Linked DNA regions of Homo sapiens: region 1 is linked to region 2. A link is an interaction called in ENCODE POLR2A ChIA-PET data of the cell type or tissue named here. Cell type or tissue: OCI-LY7. All regions are shown on one strand. Links, peaks and the distances in the headings refer to the core of each region. The heading gives the core; the rest is flanking DNA. Region 1 holds the start of LOC124903557 (a long non-coding RNA gene). Region 2 overlaps SLCO3A1 (solute carrier organic anion transporter family member 3A1).

Region 1 (8,953 bases), core at 315-8,314, 51 kb before region 2:
GTGGTTCCCCAAAAGTAGGCTGTTTGAAAACAACACAGCCAAAAACTGTGCTATTGATATTTGAGAGACAATATGATCCAGGAAAACAGGAGAGATAACAAGGTCTGGAAGTCAACAGAACAAGGACAAAACAATTAATCCATCTGTAAAACGGGTTTAATTTATTTCATATGGGATTATCTGTGTAATAGGTGTCTTATCCATATTGATTTTTATTATATGTCGAGTGCTGTCTTTATCCTGTGGCAACGCTTCTGCGTTATGTCCCCACAACGGCACCTCAGTCCTACAGGAGAGGTGGGGAGACAAATGATACTATTAGCCAAAGAAAAGCATAACCAGAGGAGGGACATTCTACCACAGATCACCATATAAAGCTTCAAGCAGGGGGAGTTATTTGGACTCTTATGGGTTAATCTATACTGCTGTTCATTTCTGTGTAGAGCAGTTAATCTAGAAAACAGTACTCTCTGCTTCCTCTTATACCTCTGCAACATGCTCTGATAACTAAAAACCTCTCTTATTGTCATTTTAATATTTTAAATGAATAAAAATGTAACAACTCACTGGGTTTATTTAGACATAGTTTCCTACCATCTAATAATCTTTTTGTTTTTTTAGAAAGGATAAAAAGCAGCACAAATAGAATGAGGTATTTCAAAACTTCTTTAGAGCCTAACTCTTCTGGATCATTTACAAAGACAGTTTTAAAGCCCTTTATAAAGTTATCTGAAAGCAGAGTTCAAAAATACAAATTGTATCTCATCTCTCTTGCTGTCAAAAAAAAAAATCCCCAAAAAACTGCACCACGCTTTTGTCTTCTCCTCCATGACCAAAGCTGCCCTTTGGAAGTAAAATGCCACACAACATAATTGGTGCAGCAGCCCAGCTCTCTGCAGAAGCTAGGGTTAGACTTTTTTACATTCTACAAAGCGCCACCTTATCTTTCTGCTTCAAGTTGAAATCACCTTTTTCCACGAACAGTGCCAGATGCTCTGTTTGAGAAGCATCACCAAAGCCCAGGCATGAATTCCTTCCACTGCTGAGACATTCTAATACACCAGGTTAACTGGGATCTGAGAATGGTTACTGCTCCTAAGGGTCCCATTTAATTAAATGTTCCTACAATTTGCATTTGGAAAGCACATCATCATCACTGCCTGTTGCTTTAATGAAAACTTGAGTCCTCAAAATTTGGGTGCTAGACACAGTATCCTGAAAGGATCATATCCTGAAATGTTCAGAAGCGCAGTTTTGTGCCCAGTTCTAACAGGGATTTTTCTGTCCCATGTACCCTGGGGACAGTGATGTTGCATTGTGCACAGTGGGAAAAACATCTTCCTCAGAGATGCTGGTACTGATGATACATTAGTGGGAACTTGTACACAGGCCATGAGAATCATCGTCAGCTAAAATCTGAGCTGTCCGTCCCTCCACTCCCCTGGCTACAAACCTCTTTGTCTGCACTGGTGTCAGTGCTGGCCTCGGTCAGTACAAAGCCTGAACTCTTTTCTCTGCGTCCCAAATCTGTCACAAAGCAAAAATGTCCTGACCTCATCTGAGCTACGGGTGCAGTTATGGTGTGGCTGGGGCTGCCAGCCGAGGCCCCTGTTTCTGTCTGGGTCATTTCTCAACCTATCTCGACTCAACCTTGTTACTTCAGATCAGAGCTGCCCATAATTCGCTGGGCACAAATGCCCTGCGGCTGCCAAAATGACGAGGCTCTGATGCCTTCTGGATGACTCACGGAATGAACCAGGAGGGGATGAAATACACCAGTTCTTAACAAAATTGCATGAAAATGACACCGAATTCAGAAAGCTTCACACAATCTCCTTGAGGGCTCCTATTTGAGTTTCTCTCCTCCCTTCAATGAAAGCAAGGAGCTGGAATCAATGTCCTCAGGGCTGGACTGGCTCAATCGACTAAGGGCTTACTCCTTCCTGATCCCTCCAGGAGTACATTCTGGCAGTAGAAGCAATTTAGAGCAGGTGTGCACACCCACACTCACTCCTACGAATTTCCCTCCACACACACACACACACACACACACACACACACCCTGCTGGCTGCCCACAATTCAAGTGCACCTGTAGACAAAAGATTCCTTTGGACTTGGTGCCTCTCAACAAAACCCTCCTGGTAGGCAAGCCCTGCCAACTCCCACTCCCTAGGCAAGGCCAGGCTGGTGAGAGGAGGAAGGATGAGCAGGCAACATAGAAAAACAAAAGGGAAGGGAAGTTAGGGGGTGGGGTGGGAGTCTCAATCCTGGATTCTAAAGTGAACAGTCAATGAAGGATATTTTTAGAGAGCCTCAGAGGCCCAAATGAGATTGTTCCTCACAATGGAGGATATTTATTTGGACCTGTCAGGTCTAGTTTTAAAAGTCCTTCTTCAATACCACATAGAATCCAGGGATTTGAGCAGGATCTCAGGCCTCTAAATCATTACGGGACATCCAAACATCCAGGGGGATAAATGTTTCCTTTGGGGATCCCTGAGGAGCCAGGGCTTGGCTTTGGGTTTCCCAAGCACTGGGATGCTGGTGGTGGGAGAGGGGTCTGCATATGCGTTTCTCTTTAATCATGTGTCTTCTCTCCAATTCTCCTGTTCTCTAGGGCACTCAATTTTAATGTATACCTCTTCCCCTTCCCAACAGATTCTAAAAACCCTAATCATCCACTGAGTATCCCCACAGCCCCCTCTCCCTGGGTATGTTTGCTGTCATGGGGGAGCTGAGGTCCCCAGTACCTCTTCAGATGGTGGTGATGACTGTAATCCTCCCAAAAGCTGGCATGGCACACGCAGAAAAGTCTAGAGGTAGGACTGCTGGCCACACTCAAAAACTCGTGGAAAGACAAAGTACGGGACAAGGTAATGGATAAGGCCTGGATTCCAGACCACACACTGTCACCTGACGCTCTGTGACCCTGAGCAAGTCACTCAATTCTGTGAGCTGCCACTTCTTCATCGCAAAAGGGAGGTATCCAAGGAAATAGCTTTCTAGAACATACTCGAAGTACATTAAAAAAAAAAAAACTATCTAATTTTAAAGGATGTTAGTACCCAGCTTGCTTCTGCTTCTTCCCAACACACTGCTCAACTCTCTTTCTCTACCAGAGATGGGACGGAGCTGTGGCCAATGAGGTGCCACTTCCGGCCTGGTCCACAAGACTTCCCATGCCCCTTCCACCAGGGTCTTTTCTCCTCCTGCTTGATGCCGACAAGCATAGCAACCTTGAATAGGAGGAACTAAATATAGCAACACTAACATGGCAAGAGCTACTACACAGAGCTGCCCACATATTAGTAAAACCTGTTCTGGAGTCACCTGAGCATAAAAAAAAAAAGCAATGATGCATGTGAGGGTTTGCTTCTTGCAGTAGCTGTCAGTCGAACAAATACATTTACCATGCCCTAAAAAGGGTAGAAAGTATAAAGCACTATCAAATATTTCACCTAAAAATGACCAAAAACAAAAAAAAATTACAGATGACAAGGCCGTTGTATCTACTTTTAGAGCTCTGAGCAATCACACAGAAGTCTTGTGATTAATGGAACATTCCAGGTTCCATTACATTTCCAACAAGTTTCTACCACAGGTTTGCTTTTCCTGAAAACCTACTTTCATAAACTGAAAACAAGTAGGTTCCCCACCCATACTGAGAGGTGAAGCCAGCTGAGCTTCTGGGTCAGGTGGGGACTTGGAGAACTTTTGTGTCTAGCTAAAGGACTGTAAATGCACCAATCAGTGCTCTGGGTCTAGTTAAAAGATGGTGAACACACCAATCAGCACTTTGTAAAATGGACCAATCAGCACTCTGTAAAATGGACCAATCAGCAGGATGTGGGCGGGGCCAAATAAGGGAATAAAAGCTGGCCACCCGAAATAGCAGCGGCAACCTGCTTGGGTCCCCTTCCACGCCGTGGAAGCTTTGTTCTTTCGCTCTTCACAATAAATCTTGCTGCTGCTCAGTCTGGTTCTGCACTACCTTTATGATCTGTAATACTCACTGCGAAGGTCTGTGGCATGACTCCTGAAGTCAGCGAGACCACGAACCCACCAAAAGGAAGAAACTCCTGACACATCTGAACCTCGGAAGGAACAACTCCAGACGCATCATCTTTAAGAACTGTAACACTCACCGCGAAGGTCCACGGCTTCATTCTTGAAGTCAGCAAAACCAAGAACCCACCAGAAGGAACCAGTTCTGGACAGAATACAATTAATATCTACTGCAATAAAATCCCACGGTGTGATCCAATCAGATGAAATGTTATTTGGGGCATTGGTTCTCACTACCCACACCACTTTCTCATTAGCACAACATTCAGGAGTTAATCAGCCCCAGGCTGCTGCCGCCCCCCCCCCCCACCCTCCCCGAGTTAAACCCTCACGAGAGAGAAACTGTGGCAGGCCTGGTCTCCCTAACAGCTGAACAGGGTAGCCTCCATAATAACTGTCTCAGCACTGACTGACTGGTGAAGTTAAATATTAAAAGCTGAAAGCTGAAAGAGCCAGTGCCCATATACAAAGGCTGGAATGCAACAAAAGCCCACCAAGCATCTTGCCTAGGACTTTCCCGGGCCTCGAAGCACGACAAGATAACAAAGGAATTCTTAACAGGACCTATTTAGGATTAAACAGGTGTATTGGGGGTCTGAAGGAACTCCCCAAACCTCCATGATTTAGCAGGAGACAAGGGTAATCACCCCCAGCACCCGGACCCATTTAGATTAAGTAAATTTACTGAGGCTCCAGAGGAAGGTCTTCAGGAATCAGATCTTAGTTACAGATTGGAAGAAGTTAATCACTTATGTCTTCAGATGAATGCACACTTACACACAGACATACAGCTTAGAAAGTATATAAGCTCTGGAAAACTTTGTAATTTTGAGTTGGTCTGGCGATGTTTTCCAGGCCTTCTCCCTGTACCCGGCTCCAGAAATAAACTCTCTCCTTTCCCAGCTCATCTGCATCTCGTTATTGGGTTGTGAAAGTAAGCAGCCCGAGGACCCTCAGTTTGGTCCAGGAACAAAGCATCTGGTGTGCTGCTGGGGATGGGGTGCACTGGACAGCCTGAGATCACCAAGAGGCTCCTAAACATCACTGCTGGGCTCTCCGTTGGGCTTAGGACCTTCCACAGCCATTTCCACCTCTCATTCTCTCCTCCTTCCCCGGCTCCACTTCCCTCCTCAGCACCAAGTCTCTCCCATTGCTGTTTGGCCAGCTTTCAGTTGTTTCCTGTTTTCTTTCTCAGGCCACAGGAAATCCTTGCTCTTTTTTTTTTTTTTTTTTTTTTGAGACGGAGTTTCGCTCTTGTTGCCCAGGCTGGAGTGCAATGGCGCGATCTCAGTTCACCGCAACCTCTGTCTCCTGGGTTCAAGTGATTTTCCTGCCTCAGCCTCCAGAGTAGCTGGGATCACAGGCATGTGCCACCATGCCTGGCTAATTTTGTATTTTTAGTAAAGACAGGGTTTCTCCATGTTGGTCAGGTTGGTCTCGAACTCCCGACCTCAGGTGATCCATCTGCCTCGGCCTCCCAAAGTGCTGGGATTACAGGTGTGAGCCACTGTGCACGGCCGCTCTGTAATTCTTAAAATGTCCACTCTAGTCACTGCCTCATATGCTACCTCCCGCTGCAGTCTGCGGCATCTTCTGAGCCTGTCTGTATGACCGCCAGAGTTTGTTCTTGGGCCCTGCGAGCCTGAGATGGCTGCATCAGGACCAGAAGAGCTGAGCTCAACTTCTGACTCAGCAGCGACTACTTTGTGACCTTGAATAATTCTCCCCAGTCTTCTGAGTCCAGGTTTCCTCCCACATGATGGGAATTATAATACCTCTGTCCCAGGGTTTTCATAAAATCAAATGCATTCATTCATTCAGTACACATGTGCTGGGTCCCTTCCATGTTCTGAGAACCATCTCAAGCTTTAAACATGTAACAGTGAATGGGTCGCTCTCATAGAGCTGGCATTCTGGTGAGGAATGACAATAAGTAAATAAATGTATTTTATGCTAGATGGCAATATGTGAAGAAAAACAAAGCCAAGTAAGGCGACTAAGAGTAAAGGTGGCAGATGAGTAGGGGAAGGGTATTCAGGGAAGGCCTCTCTGATGGGAAGACCCACAAGCAGGGGCCTGAATGAAGCCAGAGAGCAAGTGCAAAGGCCCTGAGGTAGGATTTGCAATACACTGTAGGGGAAAATACACTGAAAAGTGCCTATGAGTGTGAGATATGACTCATCTCTGGAATCCCACACACCTTGGACTGAGATGTTTTTAATCAACCTCATTGCCTGACATATGCCCTGTTTTCCTTTCCTCAGAGTAGAACCAGAGAGCTGTTCTTCTGCCCCACCATTCTTCCCTCTCCTTCAAGACAACACGCCACTATTGCCTATGCCCTTCAGGCAAAATCAGGAAAATCAAGCCTTCCTTTGGGAAAATGGGAAGAGAAAGCCTCAAAAGTTCAAACACAAGTACTTGCCAAGGCAGTCCTGACTATGCCTTTGTTATCAAATCCTTGCCAGCAGGCAGCCAAAAATTAATGAATCTTCTACAAATGCTTCATAATTCTACTGGGATAATAGATAATGCAATTAGGAGATAAATTGACTAGAATGAGATAAACTAAGTATTCAAAAATCACGTTTCAGACAAGTATGCTTAAAGTCAAGGGTCCTCTCGGAGCAGAATGGCAAATTTCATTCAGAAAAGGGCCACTCAAGGGAGAGAGTAACGTCCTGAGAGCGGAGTAAAATAAAGCCTCATGGTTGAGCAGACTATGGTCTGACAGAGGCATCCGGAACATCAGGCTACAGGTGGAGCATTTCTAATCCAAAAATCTGATATCCAAAATGCTCCAAAATACAAATCCTTTTGAGTGCTGACATGACACTCAAAGGAAATGCTCATTGGAACATTTCAGATTTTGGATTTTTGGATTTGGGGTGCTCAACTTGTAAGTGACTATATATAATGCAAATATTCAAAATTCTGAAAAAATCCAAAATCTGAAACACTTCTCATCCCAAGCATTTTGGATAAGAGACAACCTGTAGGATGAGCAAAGAAGGGGTACTGCAGGTGGCAAAATCAAGTGAATAACCAGCTAGTCATATGAAATAGTGAGAAAAGAATAAATTACTCCTGTATCAAAAGAATGTCTGCTGAGATAAGTAAAATAGCTCTCTCAAAATATGTTCTTAATTTGAAAGGAACGAGTTTAGGAGCTACAGGACGATCTGGGACACCACAGAGAGAAGGCATCCCGGAACTGGCTTGGATGTATCCAATAAGAGGTTGCCTCGTCCACACCAAATGTGTATACAAACCTTCAGAGCAGAATTATTCTTCACAGTGAAAAAGTGGTAACAACCCAAATGTCCATCAATGGTTGAATGAACAAAATGTGGTGTCTCCATACCCATTACAACATGGATGGACCTTACAAACATCATGGTGGTGAAAGAAGGCAGTCATAAAAGGCCACATAAGGCCGGGCGTGGTGGCTCACGCCTGTAATCTCAGCACTCTGGGAGGCCGAGGTGGGCAGATCACGAGGTCAGGAGATCGAGAGCATCCTGGCTAACATCGTGAAACTCCGTCTCTACTAACAATACAAAAAGTTAGCCGAGCATGGTGGCACGCGCCTATAGTCCCAGCTACTCGGGAGGCTAAGGCAGGAGAATCTTTTGAACCCAGGAGGCGGAGGTTGCAGTGAGCCGAGATTGTGCCACTGCATTCCAGCCTGGATGACAGAGTGAGACTCCATCTCAAAACAAACAAAAAAAGGCCACATATTGTATGATTCTGTTTACGTGAAATGTTAAGAATGGGCAAATCAAATAGACACAGAAAGTAAATTAGTGTTTGGCAGCACCTGCTAGGGAGGGCATAATGAAAGTGATTGCTAGTGAGTAAGAGGTTCCATTTTAGGGGTGATGAAAATGTTTTAAAATTGAATTGTGCTAATGGTTGCACAACTCTATGAATACACTAAACAACTGAACTGTGTATATTTTTTATACTTTTCTTTTTTTTTTTTTTTTTTTTGAGATGGAGTCTCACTCTGTTGCCCAGGCTGGAGTGCAGTGGCGTGATCTCAGCTCACTGCAACCTCCTCCTCCCAGGTTCAAGCGATTCTCCTGCCTCAGCTTCCTGGGATTACAGGTGCCCACCACCACACCCAGCGAATTTTTTTGTATTTTTAGGAGAGATGGGGTTTCACCATGCTGGCCAGGCTTGTCTCAAATTCCCGACCTCAGGCGATCTGCCCGCCTCAGCTTCCCAAAGTGCTGGGATTACAGGTGTGAGCCACCGTGCCCAGCCTATAATTTTCTTTTTTAAAATTTCAATCGTTTTTGGAGTACCAGTGGTTTTTCATTACATGAACGAGTTCTTTAGTGGTCAGTTCTGAGATTTTGGTGCACCCATCACCCGAGCAGTGTTCACTGTACCAATATGTTGTCTTTTATCCCTCACCCGCCTTCCAACCTCCCCAACCCCCAAGTCCCCAGAGTCCATTATATCTCTCTATATGCCTTTGTGTCCTCATAGCTTAGCTCCCTCCCACTCATAAGTGAGAACGTATGGTATTTGGTTTTCCACTCCTGAGCTACTTCCCTTAGAATAACAGCCTCCAGCTCCATCCAAGTTGCTGCAAAATACATTATTTCGTTCCTTTTTATGGTTGAGTAGTATTCCGTGGTGTATATATGCCACATTTTCTTTATCCACTCCTTGGTTGAGGGGCAGTTAGGTTGGTTCCATATCCTTGCAGTTGTAAGCTGTGCTGCTATAAACATGTGTGTGCATGTGTCTTTTTCATATAATGACTTCTTTTCCTTTGGGTAGATACCAAGCAGTGGGATTGCTGGATGGAATGGTAGTTCTCCTTTTAGTTCTTTAAGGAATCTCAATACTGTTTTCCATAGTGGCTGTACTAAC
Region 2 (8,953 bases), core at 615-8,614:
TGGCAGATAGGAACCTTTATGTCAAATCCAGTTCAAATTCTATTTTCACTTAAAACTCCATAATATAATTAACTTTCTACCTCAAGGCACATTGCTTTTGGGAGGCATAAAGCTTCCCTGGGTAGAGGTAATGTTTTCAAAGCTTAGCACTCAGTGACTGGGGATGTCAGAAAAATCCAGCAGCTGGCAGGAGACAGAATTATACTTTGTAAACAAGGGATAGAGATGCGGGGCTGGCCAGCCCTCACCTTGCACGCTGCCATCCAACAGAGCCCACCGCAGCCACTGAAAACACTGCCCGCCACGTAATAAACAACTTGCCACTCAGATGATTCTTAACCCCCACGCACAAGTGGTTTCCATCCTTCCAGTATAAAACATCAGAAACTCTGACCGTGAAAAATAACTTTTCAAAACACAAATACCTTATTTCTCTCTACATACCCAATTCCCATGCATACTTCCATTATTGAAAAAATTACCGGAAGTCACCAACTTCGAATGATGCCAAATGCTGGCAAAGCCATCACCTCTCCTTTTGAGCTGCAACAGGACAATGACCAGGACATCATTCTGATTCTTCAAAGCTGGAGTTTCCAATGTGTAGACCCCAAGTATACCTTGGTGGCTAATATCAGAAAGCCCAAAGTCCACATACGCACTCAAAAAGAAGAGATAAACATACAACTCCTCCCGATCATGTTTTCCCACTGAAGCGGTGTTAGTGGTCTAGCCCCGTGGAGCTCAAATTCGGCCGCTCACAAGAATCACCTGGGAACTTTTAAAAACGTCTCAATGCCCAGGTTGCACCCCCAGGCATGAGTATTTTTCAAGAACACTAGGTGTGCAGCCAAGTCTGAGAACCAGTACTCTGGCAAAATCAAAGTCCACCAGGCCACCTTTTATCCATGGTCAACACACCCTGGTCTCTTGCTAATACGGCTGGGGCAGCTCCTACCTATATAGAGCGAGGAGTCCTTCCTCCGCACGTGGTCGTCGATGTAGGAGACGCCCAGGGGCTGCACAGGGGTAGCACCGATGCCCAGGAGCACCTGGGCCCCAATGAGCAGCAAGTACATCATGTTGGTAGCCGTCCGGTTGCGGCAGATGAGGTCGGGGTCGGGCCCCTCGTCGCCGCCCGAGCCGTTGGCTGCGCAGACGTCGCGGCCCTCGGCGCCCCAGCGGATCTCGCCCGCCTCGTACTTGTACTGGTGGGTCAGGAACTCGGGCAGCGCCGACAGCAGCGCGCCCAGCGCCATGACGATGCCGCCGCAGCCGATCAGGCGCGGCCGGTGCCCGCGTGCCCCGAAGTAGCTCACGAAGAGGATGAGCGCCAGGTTCCCGATCTCGAAGCTGCTAGCGATCACACCCACGTCAGCGCTCTGCAGGTTGAACCTACGCTCCAGGGTGGTCAGGACGCTCACCTGAGGGGGGCAAGAAGAAAGGTCAGAGCCAATCCAAGAAGATGCCCAGGAAGCCTCTCCTTCCCGCCTGACAGTGCGCTCTGCCCATCCCCCCCGGGACCCTCCCACCTGGCCTCCGGTGCCAGGTGCAAAAAGGCAGCTGTGTAAATGCCTTTTAACCTGACGAATCAGAAAGACGTTTATTTAGTATCATAACCCTAATTCAGTTAACGAATTCACTTTCCCAGTAGCAACAATGTTTTTTCTGGCACCTGTTTCCATCCTGAAAGCTTCTACCCTCTTCCGGAAACACTGCATTCCCCACCCCCACAGACCTCCACCACAGACAGCCCATGAAAACCTATAAAAGTCCTGAAGTGCGCGGTTTGCACACACTCCCAAATATATACTAGGGATAAAGTCCATGCCAGGAAGACAGAGGAGCCAGGAGATTTTCCGCAGGAGGTTAGCAAAGCCTATCCCCCACCTCAAAATAAAAACAAACTTAACAAAACCCAAGTGGCAAAATGCACAAGCTAAATCAGCCCAGCGGGGTAATCATTTGCTCTTTGCTTCCGTCTGGAAATTTCCAGTGTACATTTCCCCAGAGGCCATCAGGTAAATACACCCCTGACTGTTCTAAGCACTATGACCCTGCCAAGTACCCTCCAACTGAATATTATGATTTCCCCCGTTTTTTTGTATTCTTGTCTGCCCTATGTTTGTTAAACATATACCGAACATCTGCTGCTTGCCAGGCAATGCCCTAGACACAAGAGAAAAGTGATGGAGAGAGGACATCTGGCCTGAAGAAGCCATCTAGCAAGAAGGTAAACATGTACCTAAGAATAACACAAAGGGACTGGAGGTGAGATGTGTGATGCAGACCTCACACCAAGGGGGCCATGAGGAGATGCATTCTTACAGGGCTTCTTAAAGTGGTAAGAAAATGAGATGGCTACCCTCTGCTGCTGTGTGCAAATTCCACGCAGGGTGCTGTGAGCAAGACAAGAGTCCTTGTCATGGGAGATCTGACAGCTGAATGATGTCCTCGCTGAGTAGGGAAGAACATTTCAGGCAAAAGGAACAGCATGAGCCAAAGATAGGTGGCATGATTTCATCATGGAAGAGAAAATAGCTGGGGCCGGGAGCAGTGGCTCACACCTGTAATCCCAACACTTTGGGAGGCCGAGGTGGGCAGGTCACTTGAGGCCAGGAGTTCGAGACCAGCCTGGCCAACATGGCAAAACCCCTTCTCTACTAAAAATACACAATTTAGCGAGGCGTGGTGGTGCATACCTATAATCCCAGCTACTCAGGGAAGGCTGAGGCAGGAGAATTGCTTGAACCCTGGAGGCGGCGGTTGCAGTGAGCTGAGATCACACCACTGCACTCCAGTTTGGGCAACAGAGCGAGACCTTGCTTCCAAAAAAAAAAAAAAAAAAAGGAAGAAAATAGTTGGAAAGGTGGGGTGAGGACAAATTGTAAGGAGCCACAAATGCCACAGGGGTGAATTTAGACAATCCCGAGCAATTAGGTAGACACAATACAGATCATGGAGGGAAGAAAACCTGGTTTGAACCCCTGTTATTATTTCCTTAGCTCTGTGTCCTCAGTCATGTTACTCAAACTCTCCCAGCCTGGATTCTACAAAACAGGAATCATAATATCTAATCAGCAGGAGGGATGTGAAGATTAAAAATAATGGATGAAAAGTCTGTTAGCACAGAGCAGCCTCTCCCTTCCTACATGGCAGGAGTGCATGGAGAGAGGCAGCAAAACAGAGGCTCTAGGGCCAGACCACCTGGGTCCATCCTGACTCTGGCTGACCTTGACCAAGTTACTTTGCGCGTTAGTTTCCCCATCTGTAAAAGGGGGATAAGAGTGCTACCTCATAGAGCTGGTGTCAAGAGTCAACAACACATACATGTAAATGCTAGGGAAGGGTCAGCTATAACCATTATCATTATCATTTATCTGTGAACACCGGAGAACAGCAAAGGTTTAATAGTGTAGGGGTCACACCAGGTGTGGTGAATGGAGGGTGGAAGAAGGCCAGCAGTGAAGACAGCTGGGCCATATTGAGAGAGGGGAGAAGAAAAGGCCACGTCAACACACTGGCAATGGAAATGAACAGGAAAAGATGTAAGAAGCATTTTAGGGCAGAGTTCTATTTCAGGGAGAATGAGCTGGATCTGCTGACCAACCGGGTGTGTCTACTAAGGAAAGGTCAAAAAGGAGAGTCATATGGATCTAACCTTCCTCCAAATCTACAAATATGGACACTGTTGTAAACGTCCATGCATCTACAACCTCTGCAGTGTCCAGATACGTGTATCTATGCACATATAAACATACGCCTGTGCTAATTAGCATGCTTCTATTCAATTTCCCGTTACTAAAAAAACAAACCAAAAAAATGCTATAGCCAGGTGATTCCTCTTAGCCTCATTTTCAAACCCACATATTTAAACAAACTCCTTGAGCCTAGTGGTTCTCAATCCTACCTGCAGATTGGAGGCACTCGGGGAGCACTAAAAATTTGAGAGGCCTGGTCCCACCTGGGAGGTTCTGACTGAACTGGTCTGGGGAGTGGCCTGGGGGCCCTAGGACGCTTTCAAAGCTCCCAGGTGATTCTAATGGCAGTGAGCAGCGCGGGGCTAAGGCCATGACACCCATTATTGGGGGTCTCTCTTTCAGCCCTGGCCTTCGGCAAGCTCTGCAGAGCAGGGTTATGACATCTGTGACACCCTCTATCTCTGGCATTCTGATCCCAACTCCTATTTCTATTGTGCTTTCTAGACAAGTCAAGGCCAGCTTGCAGATCACTCAGCCCTAGTTATGTGATTAGACTGTTACTTTTAAAACACCAGGTGTTTGCCGCTGTTCAGAAACGAAGTTTAGCTAGTCCTGGCATCATTCAAATGGCTTTTAAATACTGCCAAAGAAGTTCTGTCTGAAGGGTCTGGGCAAGTAAAAACAAATTCATTTATTTACTACTTTCCTTCGCAACACAAACAAACATACATACATGATGGAATAAATGATTTACCAGAGGTTTATAATAGGTGATGCAATGTGGCAACAAAAAGGAAGGCAGCCTAAAGACCTGGGAGGTAGGGGGCTTTGGGGAGCCTCGCCCAGGCCTTTGTGTGAGTCTTGAGAGGTCCAAAGGGGACTGGATGCAGAAGTGGAAAAGAACATGTCTGGGTGGGGTCCCCTAGAAAGTCACCCCCGGAGAGGTGGCTGAAGCAGTCTGGTAGGTCTTCAGCTTTAGGACCCACCATGAGGCTGGAGGGTAACAAAGTAGGGGGAAGGGAGAGAACAGAAGCTGTATCTCATTTTTGCCATGATGCCTCATGACATACACACAAGACAACAAATCTGAAACATGACAACTGCTCCATTTCAGCAGGTGTGCTGTGTCATAAAATATCATGCAGGTGTGCACATTGATGACAGATAAGGGTGATTGGGACAGAGACAGCTGTGGGCAAAACAAAAAATAATCAGTTCTTTTAGAGACAGATAACGCCCGTGCCTGCAGCTCTTGTCCTGGCTCCCACCTGCTCTTTGCAGAGCAACGCACAGGGGTGACAGGAAGTAGTACGGTCTTTCCCTCCTTGACCTGTGGCCTTCTGCTGGGCTGCAATGCCAGTCTGGGAAGTCATGCAAAGATTCTGAAATGATGCTTTGTGGATCAATTAGATCAGAGGCTAATGTTTTCACTCATTTAAAACACAATTTTGAGAAGACAGACTAAGTATGCATGAGGCCATAAAACCCACTTGTAGCCTTTATGTGGCAGTGAACAACCCAGCCTGAGGAAGAGCATGTGGAAGGGAATGACTGCCTTTACTTAATGGGTAACAGGACTAATGGAGAAGGTCTTGATAATTAGAGAAGAAGGAGCCATAACTGCAAGAGGAAAAGGAAAGAGGAAGCGTCCTTATCCTGAACCAAGTGTATATGAAGTTATTATGTAAAGTATGCAGTATGTATCAGGCTTCTACAATGATTATTCAAAAAAAAAAAATCAGCTTGCATTTCAGAATGTCCTGGGGCAATTGTTAAAAATATAGATGTCCCGGCCGGGCGCAGTGGCTCACGACTGTAATCCCAGCACTTTGGGAGGCTGAGGCAGGCGGATCACAAGGTCAAGAGATCGAGACTATCCTGGCCAACATGGTGAAACCCCATCTCTACTAAAAATACAAAAATTAGCTGGACGTGGTGGCACATGCCTGTAGTCCCAGCTCCTCTGGAGGCTGAGGCAGGAGAACTGCTTGAACCCGGGAGGCAGAGGTTGCAGTGAGCCAAGACTGCGCCACTGCACTCCAGCCTTGGTGACAAAGCAAGACTCCGTCTCAAAAAAAAAATCTAAATATCTATATAGATATAGATACGTATATATATAGATAGATATAGATATGCGTCTGATACCCAGCTGGAGATGAGGACCACTGACCATTCAGGCACCAGGCACATACTCACCATCATTCTAGAACCAAGGTTCTCAACCTTCATTGGCAGTAAAATTACCCCCAGAGAGTGTGAGACTGCTGAACCCCAAGCCCAGAGTCTTTGATTTTGCAGGTCTGGGGTGGGGTCTAGACTATGCGTTTCTAACAAGCTACCTGGTGACACTGATGCTGCTCATCAGAGGACCCCACTTTGAGTACCTCTGCTTTACTCAGCTTCCTCTTCTCAACTAGCCTTCCCCCATTCAAAAGATGAAAGAGTTTAAGTTATCTACAAATTGAAATTATCGCCTCCTCATTTCCAGTTCATAGAGACACTGTCTCCTCATGTGGGAAATGTTGGGATGCATTTCTGGGAGCCTCACCTTCTGGAAAGTGCTGAAGTCACACTAAGGCCAACTGAAACTATCAGCACTTAGCCCAAAAGGGAGAGCTTCAGTCTATGTTGCCATAGGACAGGACACATTCAGAGGCCACGGCCAAGTATTCATGAGCCCATCCTCACCTTCAAAAGGTGCCAACCAGGGGCAAGGTTATCAGGCATTCACTTAACAAAAAAACACTTATTCTTAGGGGCAGGCAGCAGCAACTCAGGGGCTCTCCCAGAGGTGTGTCCATCTTCTCACTCTGGTCTGGGTGGCGGGGCCTTGGCCTGAACTGGCATCACCTGAGCTTTTGAAAAACACCTGTGCGTGTCCTCCCACCTGCAAGACTGGGCATCTGTATTTTCAGAGTTCCCTGGGTGACTCTAACATGCATGCAGGTAGAGGCGTGTGCATGTGTATCAGGTGGCAGAGAGGTTGTGCATGCATGGATGTTTACACCAGAGCAGCCTGGTCCTATCAGTGTAAGTCTGGAGCAGGAGAGCCTCGAGTTCCCATCTGGCTTTGACAGCATTTGGTCAAGTCAATCTTCCTGAGCCTGTTTCCACACCTGTGTGGTGGAGAGAACAATACTTGCTTCTGCGGACATTAATGAAGTCATACATCAGAGCAGCTGGCCCACAGTAGGTGCACACTAAAAAGCTAGCCACATCACTGGTGTGCATGCTCTGTGACTTCACTTCAAATTCAGTCCCACACAGCCAAGTGCCTGCTCTGTGATAGATGCAAGAAACATAACCATGATTAAGAGAGCATGCTGCCTTGTAGGAGTTTACAGTCTGGGGACAGCAGAAAGAAACAATCTAACAATGGTACAGCCTGCAACAGGGTAACAGAGTGGCAGAGGGTTTGAGGGAGCAACAACATTCATTTGGCTGTGTGTGGAGGAATATATACCTGGGATGCAACAAAGATCAATTAGATTTTAATAGCTGTGGGAGGGGAGAGGCTGCCACAACATTCCAAGAGCAAAGATCAGTGGCGTCAAGGAGGCTGGCAGAGGGAGAGTTTAGACCACCCCTGGGGAAAGGCAGGAATATGGAGTGGCTTCAGAGAACTGTGAGTAGTCGTCTGAGATAAAAACAACCTTGAAGGCCAGACTGAGGCTTTGATTTAGAGGTCAATGGGGAGCGAAGGGAGGTTCTTGAGCAGGAGCCGCTCTTCTGCAGTATTAACCTGGCACTGCTGTGCAGGTATCAGGGAGGAGAGACGGCCGGGGCAGCTGTTTCCACAGTGCTGGGGAGAGAGGAGGCTTCAGCAGGCTAATGCTGGTGTAACAGCAAGGAAAGGCCCCTGTGGCAGAGCCACCTTAGAGATCCAGCTCAACAGAGGCAGCAGCTGATTGGAGGCATGGAACAAACAAGGTGGAGCCGAAAGGTCCCTGCGAGAGTCTCACCTGGCTCAGTCTGGAGCGCTTGTGAAGGGTGAGAGCAGGATGCTCTATGAGGCTGGGAGGAGCCCGGGAGTGCAGTGTGGAGAGCCTGCATTTTAAAGTCCTTCTGCTGAGTAGTGGCAGATGTGACAGAACTGAGCAGGCTCTTCCTGGGGAGCTTCGGGGAACCTATACCCTCAAACTGCACACTCAGCAGCAGGGCCCATGTCAGGGAGCAGATGCTAAAAACAGTGCAGGAGATGTCAATCTCGCTGTGGTCCTGCAAAAACCTGTGGTTTTCCCAACAGGGGTTCCTGAACAGGGTCTGGCATACTTTCTCTGTAAAAAGCCAGTCAGTAGATATTTAGGCCATATGGTCATCATAGCAGCTACTCAACTCTACCACCATAACACAAAAGCAGCATGCATGGACAATATATGAACAAATGGAAATGGCTGTGTTTCAATAAAACTTTATTTACAAAAACAGGCAGCAGGCCACATTTGGTCCATAGGCCACATGTAGAATGCCAAACCCCTGATCTCTATAAATTCAGCATGGGAAATCACACTATTCCCGTGCCTGGCAATACAAACACTGGCCATTGGTAAGTATATGAAGCACTCCTGTTGCTGTAACAGAAAAGTCATTCCAGGCACAATTTTAATGCAAGCTTTTTGGGTTTCTTTGTTTGTTTGTTTTGTTTTGTTTTGTTTGAGACAGAGTCGCGCTCTGTTGCGCAGGCTGGAGTGCAATGGCGCGACCTCGGCTCACTGCAACCTCTGTCTCCCAGATTCAAGCAATTCTCCTGCCTCAGCCTCCTGAGTAGCTGGGATTACAGGCACCCGCCACCACGCCCAGCTAATTTTTGTATTTTTAGTAGAGATGGGGTTTCACCATGTTGGCCAGGCTGGTCTTGAACTCCTAACCTCTGGTGATCCGCCCACCTCGGCCTCCCAAAGTGCTGGGATTACAGGCGTGAGCCACCGTGCCCGGCCAAGTTTTTTTTTTTTTTTTTTAATTCCATTAAAGTAATTTGCAAGATAACTTCAGTGTTCTGTCTGATGTGCCAAGGACATGTCTTCCTGTAGTAAAGTGGTAGAAAGAGACTTAATCACCTAAGCCCAGAAGTCATTTCCCCATGATGAAGCAGCAGCAGCAATAGTGTGAGGTTTTGTTTCTCATCTAGACAGCAGCTCCTTGGGGTGAGTCATTTACAGTTCTAGGGAAATGGCACACAAAATGCATTCACTTGTGAATTCCAGGATCCTAGATCTGCAGAACCAAGTAACAGAAGACGACACAGGATCAGC

Evidence for each region. Peaks named below come from ENCODE experiments on the same cell type or tissue, not always from the same donor. Only the 100,000 strongest peaks of a DNase experiment are listed, where the experiment ranks them.
Region 1: POLR2A ChIA-PET joins it to region 2 with 7 read pairs; 3 of 35 experiments call an interaction of 5 or more read pairs at or near these places.

The regions. Positions count from the first base shown.
Region 1 is chr15:91,958,830-91,967,782 of GRCh38, reverse strand. The region is part of intron 2 of SLCO3A1 (solute carrier organic anion transporter family member 3A1); the gene reads right to left. LOC124903557 (a long non-coding RNA gene) reads right to left here and starts at 3,855. Exons shown (of 2, transcript XR_007064764.1): 1 at 969-3,855; 2 at 139-286. In OCI-LY7, for the core only: no CTCF peak of the experiment used is centred there; no DNase peak of the experiment used is centred there.
Region 2 is chr15:91,908,464-91,917,416 of GRCh38, reverse strand. It overlaps SLCO3A1 (solute carrier organic anion transporter family member 3A1), which reads right to left. Exons shown (of 10, transcript NM_013272.4): 2 at 959-1,424. Among named protein-coding and RNA genes, the nearest start is that of SLCO3A1, 59 kb to the right of the region's middle. In OCI-LY7, for the core only: no CTCF peak of the experiment used is centred there; DNase peaks (open chromatin) are centred at 1,596, 2,226 and 4,886; H3K4me3 peaks cover 2,473 bases; H3K27ac peaks cover 5,557 bases.